Linked DNA regions of Mus musculus: region 2 is linked to region 1. The links are chromatin contacts, found by Hi-C in ENCODE. All regions are on one chromosome and are shown on one strand. The core of a region is the stretch at or near the end of the contact, and the rest is flanking DNA. Distances in the headings are between cores, read along the strand shown. Region 1 holds the start of Mef2c (myocyte enhancer factor 2C). Region 2 overlaps Mef2c (myocyte enhancer factor 2C).

Evidence for each region. Hi-C counts contacts between places; a loop is a spot of excess contacts on that map.
Region 2: a loop to region 1 is called in a map of adrenal gland, with 4 times the contacts of the local background. The contact joins the enhancer-like site here to the promoter of Mef2c in region 1. A Hi-C loop is called at or near these places in 14 of 37 maps with a recorded cell type or tissue (CH12F3, T-helper 17 cell, adrenal gland and 4 more).

Annotation. Positions count from the first base shown.
Region 1 is chr13:83,523,382-83,527,286 of GRCm38, reverse strand. Mef2c (myocyte enhancer factor 2C) reads right to left here and starts at 2,544. Exons shown (of 11, transcript NM_001347575.1): 1 at 2,207-2,544.
Region 2 is chr13:83,564,626-83,568,604 of GRCm38, reverse strand. All of the region lies in intron 1 of Mef2c (myocyte enhancer factor 2C), which reads right to left. Among named protein-coding and RNA genes, the nearest start is that of Mef2c, 42 kb to the right of the region's middle. Within about 2 kb of position 2,249, at least 2 of the 3 ENCODE cell types and tissues checked have a DNase peak (open chromatin) inside an H3K27ac peak, as active enhancers do; they include heart and left cerebral cortex, where a contact is called at or near this core.

The sequences.
Region 1 (3,905 bases), core at 1,295-3,794:
AGTTCTACAAAATTAACTTGTTTATAAAGCAAAAAATAAAGAACATTATAACAACTCTTGGTTACTGAAGTTTGCTGTGGTTAATTAGTATCTCTGCTTGGGAAAGTTAATGTTCACGATTACATACTTTAAAAATATGACTAACTTTGAAAGGGTGGAAAGTTGCTTATTATGACATGGTCATTTGTTATTTCCACCAATACCAAAAACATTTATATTAAATTAATAGCACACCTTAATATTACCCTTCAATGTATTCACATGCACACCAACTAAGATGTAAATAGCGTAGTGAATGAATGAAGTTAAAACACTGCTTCTAATAAGGAGTGTGAGAACTGCATAACACATTCTCAAACTGTGAATCATAGTAATAAGAAAAGCATTTTTTAAAAAATAAAGTTCAGCACAATTTGAAGTAAAGATAACTGCCAACTACTGGCCCTTTAACTTGGGTACCAATTTTTTTTTTAATTATATGTTAAGTATGCATCAATGAATACTTTTAGAGTAAAGATCAGAATCCGATACAGGATTAAATGTATTATCCTTTAAATAGTACAAAACCTCATTGATTTCAGGAATTTTTTTCCCACTTGTGATGGGACTTAAGGACAACTCATTTTACCTGCCATGCACTTGCTTTAGGGCTACTTTTAAATTCAATAATTAATATGCTTATACTAGATGATAATAACGTGGTTTATTGCCTGCATTTTTGTAATTGACTCAATAGCTGCACAAGCATACCATTGGTGCCATACTTATACATATTGAACTACTTTTAAGACTAGCCAAACTGACATTATTTTTTAAATTAAATGAGAAATTTTATCTATAAATTGAAAATCGGTATGGCTTCAAGGTTAAGTGTGGCTCACAGGTGGTCACATTTCAAGTCCCAGCAAATCTCTAGGGGAGGGGGATTACTATGCCCCACACAAACGTTTTTACTCTGCAACACAATTCCATTGCAAGGTGCCTGTGGAGGGAGCCGGGCCACTCTTCTGGAAAGGCATGGAAATGCGACTGGAGTTTTCTTTACAGCACTTAGAGAACACATATAGTCACGAAGCATTTCATAAGGCAGTTACCCTTAGAGTTACTATCACATTAACGATAGTAAAATGCACTTTGTCTTAAAGCAATTCTCCACCAAGGACCAGTTAAAGAACTGGCAAACAGCCTGATTCTACATACACTGTCAGCATTTACATCCTGAATGTTTTATACAGAACACATCACATCCATTTCAAAAATGTGAGGGAAAAGGTTCATAACCATAGCATCTAGAACAGTACAAAATGGCTCAGACATAACAATTTCCTTAAGAATTGGTAGCCTTGCTCTGGAAAGGAAGTCACATTAGCATTGCACTCAAACACTTGCATAATACACAATAATACAATAAGCAATGTGCTCCGTCTCTATAGACTTCCTTTACGGCCAACTTTGTCACTTAGTTTAGTAACTTTCATCCAAAGTCCAAACAGAAGGCAGGCTAAGTGACTTAGTTTTGTTTGTTTTTAAATAGCTTAATATTTCCCTTGATCTAAACAACAGTGCACATGCTGAAATGCAAACATGAACTGTGCAATGCACAGACTACCATGGCCAGGGCAACTGCTTCTGGTCCCCACCAATTAAACTCTTTCAAGCCTGCACTTTGATGAGGGAAGAGGATGCACAAAAGGTGGCCTCTGGCAGACAGCCCTGCTTTAGCTTAAAGTCATCCCAAGGACTAGTGGCTCAGAATCCAAACCCAGGGAAAACCAGTCTTTGGGGTAACTCATAGGAACATCTTTCCACAGTGAACTAAGAGCTAAATTTTAAGACAGCGACTTCAAGGTCACAGAACAGTCTGTGAAATCCTAAAATACACTAGTATCCACGTTCTCCACCCTATCAAACATGCTAATGACAGGAACTAACTTCTTGAAACTTTAAACAAACTGATGTGACAGGAAGAGTCAGATGTGAATTCAATAGCAGATGGCAAACGGATACTACTATCTAAAAAGTTACTTTCAGACACACACAAGGAAATCGTAGAGTCTAAAGAAAAGAATGCACAACAAGCCTTAACTTAAGCCTTCCAGAAAGGAGTTGGATAGATAGACCCAGTGCCTGGAAGAGATTGGTGCAGATTTCAGAGACAATACACAAGCTATTTCTATTCTTTTGGAAAAATGTCAGAGGTACTTACATGAAGGAAGACACGACCAAATTAGTCCTTGGAATATTTTCCTTTCTTAAAAGAGAGGAAGAGAAAGAAAAAAAATAACAATAATCTTTACTTTGTCCAGCCTTGAAGTGCTTCTCCACTTGATTCAAAGCTGCAGGCACGGCGACCCACACAGAACCTTCAAAGTCAATCCAATAGCAGCCCGAAGATGTCTGGGTGTACGCGTGTGCTCAAGTGTCTGTGACTGCGAGGCGAGCGAGCAGAGAGCTGGAGACGAAGTGTGCGTGTGTGCGCGCGCGAGAGGGGGGCAAGGGGGAGGCGCGCGCGGGCTTGCGCATTCGCGCGCGCACCGAAGCCGCTGGAAGAGGAGGAGGAGAAAGAGGAGGAGGAGAGAGAGGAGGAGGAGAAAGAGGAGGAGGAGGAAGGTGGAGGAAGCGAAGGAGGAGGTGGAAGAGGAGGAGAAAGTGGTTGTCTGTGGCCGGTGGGATTAAAAGTAACCAGACTCGTCCAGAAAACTGTGTCCAGGAAGGAAGTGACTGGAGACGAATGGGAAAAGGAGAGCAGCTCATAGCCTTAGATAGGTCGTGTAAAAGAGCGGGGGGTGGGGGGAATGTAAGGATACTGGGAGGGGACGCGGGGGCGGCAAGCAAGACGGAGCACACGGGGCTGGGGTTCTAAGCAGCACGTACGCTCCGGTGCTACCCCTGTCCCCCAATTCATTTTATTCTTGCCTTTGCCTGGCGCTGCCTTTTCCTTTCCGTTTCTCTATCCCAACCAGCCCAAACCGTTGCCTCTCCTCCCGAGCTGGGGAAATCATCAGTTTCACTCTTGCAAAAGGGGGGCGGGACTAGAACCTCGCAACATTTTAATAAAACAAACATACTGCAGCTCCCTCCTCACCCCTCCAGTCTCAACTAGATTGATAAATTACTCCACTACACTACTTTAATTATGTATATGGTATGCAGAATAAATCACTGAACATCAGTACCTCAATCAAGCACTTTTAAATGATAATTGCATCTTGGTGAATCAATCTTTCCATTCCTGACATTTTGCTAATTTTAGTTTTACGGTGGGGTAATGGCACATGCCATACGCAAACCTAATGACAATTCTTTATTGCATGAAAGGGAAGACAACACGGGGAGCGGCGGCTCCCTGCCTCTCTCCCCGCCGCTACAGAGGACGCTAGGCTCCTGCGCGCTCGCTCCCCCGGGGAGGCTGCAAGCCAGCTAGCAGGAAAGTCCTTCTGAAGTCGAGATCTTCCTTCTGACCAATAGGAGCGCGACCCTAAGAGCTGCTCTAGTGACTCCCCCCCCCCCCGCCCCCTTTAGATTCTCAGTAGCCACTTCATCCTTGCTCCGGTCCGCGCGCGCCTCCGTTACTCACGCGTAAAAGCCACGATCCAGGATGTCTGCAAGCCTCGATCCCAGCGTGCGCTTCCTGCCCGCCCAGAATGTATAAAGCTTTTGGCCTTGAGAGTCAGGAGGGCTAGGCTAGAAAGTGAGCCGAAAGGATCCTCCAATGTTAGTAATAAATTAATTACAAGTTTTTGAAATCTCGACTTTATCCCCGGGCCATTAACTTTCGAATCAATCTGGACAAATTTACTGAGAGGACAGCTTCCTCGGAGAATGCCCCCTCCTTCCCTCCACACCTTACTGGACTTTATCCAGGTCATTAGCAAGTAAACCAAAAACAACTTCCCAAATGCATT
Region 2 (3,979 bases), core at 1,000-3,499, 42 kb before region 1:
ATGTGGAAGAACACAAGTTTGTCTTTTAGAAGATGCAGATAAAACAGTGAGTGCATTTTAAAACACCTGAGTAACCTCGTCAGTAAATAACCAGTAAATAATAGACATGAGTGGTTAACAAGATATTCTAAGTGAAGATCATATTCCCTTACGTTAAATAATCAAAATTATGTCCTTAAAATAATTTGCTATTCCTGTTACTTACTTTCTCAAATTGTTCAGCACTTAAAGATGACCTTACAAAGGGAAGTCACACTATTTTTTAGTGCATGTTCTTGTTGTTAAGTACTTGTTAAATCATCTGGTATTTAAACTGAATGTCACCTAATTTTAATTTGTAATTAAACCTTAGACAATTGTTAAAGTTTACAGGCTAATATGTATGGTTTTCAAACTTCCATAAAGGTCCTGTAAAATATAGATGATATTTGTGGTAATATTATATATCGCTCAATGTGGAATTTAGTGATTCATCAATTTTTCTCTGTCTCTTCATCTCCTTTACAGCATTCTAATCAACTTAATTAAGGTCTGGCTCATCTGAAGTGCCCGATGACAATTTGTTTAACTGTACCCCACTGTGGTCTTCTATTAAATCTGATCTTCTGACAGCAATCATTAAATGATCCCAACTGGCCCCAATTAAGCCACATGGCTCACGGGCTTCCTAACAGCCAAGCTCTGTTTCATTTACACATTGTTCTTTACCATGGTTTATTTTCTTAAAGCCAATTAAGTATGTGTCTTATCAAGTGGAACTAAATTTCTGTGTGTAAGTTGGCTCAAGATGGAGTGTGTGGATTGACTTTGCAGTCCCACTGTTGCAGGACCACACAGGGCTTGCAAACCCAACCTCCCTTGGTGTGATAGCGCTAATGACAAAGACATTTTGAGATTACTTACTTGTGCTGAAGATGGCTCTCCATTCACATTCTCAAAATAATATCCATCTTTATACAAGTCTAACTAATATTAACCAATTATAGCTTTTCACTTGCATCTGTATTTGCAAGTTGGGACTGACTCTATTTTTAATCATTTAAAAGCATTTAAAAGTAGCAAATTTTACTGTTTTTTTTTTTTAAGCAATAGCAATCACTTCTGAAGTTAACCTCCCCTACCCTTAATTTCTTCTCTAATTTTTTTCACAAATGCTCAGTGTAAGCCTCGTACTGACGTTCCCAGGCAGTAGCAGGTAGCCTCAGGAATTAGAGCTCATTGGCTGTGTATTACCCCAGGGAAATAGCTGATTAAAAACAGCCTCCCGAGGAGAGCAGTGCCTAGTCACATTTGGCTCTGTTAACATCTGGCTCATCTTATCTAAACTCCTGATGCCTATATGGAAATCGACCTCTGGCTTTGGTTTGAAGAACTGCAGTTTATCTAGAGCCCCTTACATGACATGTTGAGGCAGAAAACATTTAAATGAATCCCAATACTACTGATGTTTGACGCAGGCACTGAAGACCTTAATCAATTACCTTGACTAATTTCCCATGATTATACACAAACACACTGCGTTTTTGTATCTGTTCTAATTATAGCTCTCACTGATCATCTGTTGGTATTTGATACAAGCTATCTGTCACAGCTATCAGAGCAGATGGAGTAGAACATTTCTGTTCATCTGAATCATACATTAAACATTGACAGTAGGACAGAAAGCTGAAAAGGCTGTTATACATCTTCTAGGATGTTAACCTCGATGAACACGTCTTGTTTTCATTACCTGACTGATAATGTAATATTGAAGAGGAAAAAGAATATAATGAACAACAAAATTTCTAACATTCCAACGTATTTGTCAACACCTAGAGAAACACTTACTTCCAATGTCTTTATAACATTGGCCTTTCTACCTCATCATCCTCTCAGATAACTCGCTTCCCTCAAAGAGGAACATTCAAAATGTCTGCTGCAACATGCTGTTCATGTAGAAAGTACTAGTCAGATTTACAAGTGACTGACTTAAAATGTGGAAGAAATGTTCTGAAATCTCAGTAAAGCAAAGCAGACGCTGGGATGTTGTATTATGAAATATTCCTCACTGTATTATAGTAATCTCCAATAAGATTTGATGTTAATTTTAGAGCATGTGTCTGCTAAAAAGGGCAAACCCTGCAACAGATTTAGTACAAAGAAGCTGAAAATATCCTGTGGAAAAAAAATCTGTAGCAAAATCAACCAGCTCCAATCCTGCCATTACTCAGCACTGCAGTGACGTGCGGATGTTTGTAGTGGTTTGAGGAGCCAGCAGGGGTGGAAACTTGACGTACTCGACTCCAACATGATTGCAATTGAACCTCATCAAAGTAAGAGCTCATAATTTGTCACAGAAAACAGCCAATTAACATATGTTAGAAAAAGGCTTCATAAAGATAATATATGATTAAAGACCCAGCACAGCTGTTGAAACTCAAAACTATGCATTTAAAAAAGAAATCTCAGCCCAAGCTTCCGTATGGTTAAACTGATAATGGCTACTATGATTTTTTTTTTTCCCAAGTAGAAAAATATAATTACAGTGCTTCTTATAAGTTTGGGGTTGTGGCAAGGGAGAACTGGGTACCGTGGCGGTATTTACCACGCCTTACTCAGTTCTATAAATAGTTGGAGCCCTTGCCAGCACTCTGTAGTTACTTTGTTATAGAGCTATTTTAAAACACAGACCTTCATTGTGAGCTAAATGGCCTTCAGGATGCACTTTGTAGTCAGTGCATTCCTCTCCCAACTGTATCCTTCCTTTATCTGTGCAAGACTCCAGGACAACCAGACTCTCCACACTGCAAAACATGCCAGGGCTGTGTAGCACACAGATTTAGCACTAGAGAATGCTTGTCAGGGATAGGGGGATCAGGCAAGGGTGGCAGCAAACTTCAGAAATGAGATTAAGGTGCAGCAGGCCTCTTCCAGGAGGATGGAGTTCCAGCTCTCAGCCATCGATTTGGGGAAGGCTCATCGCTGTCACACATTTAGTACACTCTGATAGCAAATTTTAAACGAGGCTTGAGCTTGGATTATATTTAAAAACAAAATCAAATTCTAGCTTCATTGTCATCTTGCATGGGCCAAACTCATGGCTCTTAAAAATATAGAAAAATGTCTGTTTGTTAGTCAGAGAGAGAGAGAGAGAGAGAGAGAGAGAGAGAGAGAGAGAGAGAGATGAATCATGATAGCTCAATGCCAGAGACATCACTGGGAATGCAACAGAGAAGCTTATACACTCCAGCAACAAGTGTCAATACAGGAGCTCAAACAAACACTGATGATTTAGGTAGTGAACCTCTATGGAGAAAATGCTATAGAACAGCAGGCCAGGGGTGAGTTGTTACAGAAGCAAGGAGGTGGGCATTTACTTAACAGCCTAATAGGGTAGTGTGACTTTAGAAGACACCAGGAAGATGTAAACCACCTGTAGAGACGGGTTAGGACAACGAACACTCCTATCCTCTCCTGTCACAGTCCTGAGTTTGGCAAACTCAGTTAAATGACAGTACCCTAACCTCTGATATTCTCACCCGAAAAGTGGAAATAATAATGCAGTTGTTCTATTACGTAAAATACAGCGATGCTCATTTGTAAAAATTCACTTGAATAAAATTCAATTTAATAAATTTGTTGTTTAAACTTCTTTTTTATCATAATGGTATATAATCTTTGAAGCTTTCACAAAACAATGTGAAGTCAAAGGCCTCTAAATTGGCACCAATTGAATTTAACGATACATCTTTCTTCAATATACAGTTATTTTGTGAAAATACTGTCGATTGGTTGAAATTGTACCTGGGCGCATCGTTCATTTTTCAGTTGTGGATAGCACCATGACTGCCTGACAATATACTCAAGATTACAACAAATTCAAATTCCAGTATTGTATAAAGACCTGTTTCTCTTTGTGTATAAATACTCTTTTTTTTTTTTTTGGTGTGTGGGGGTGGGGTTTCGAGACAGGGCTCTCTGTACAGCCCTGGCTGTCCTG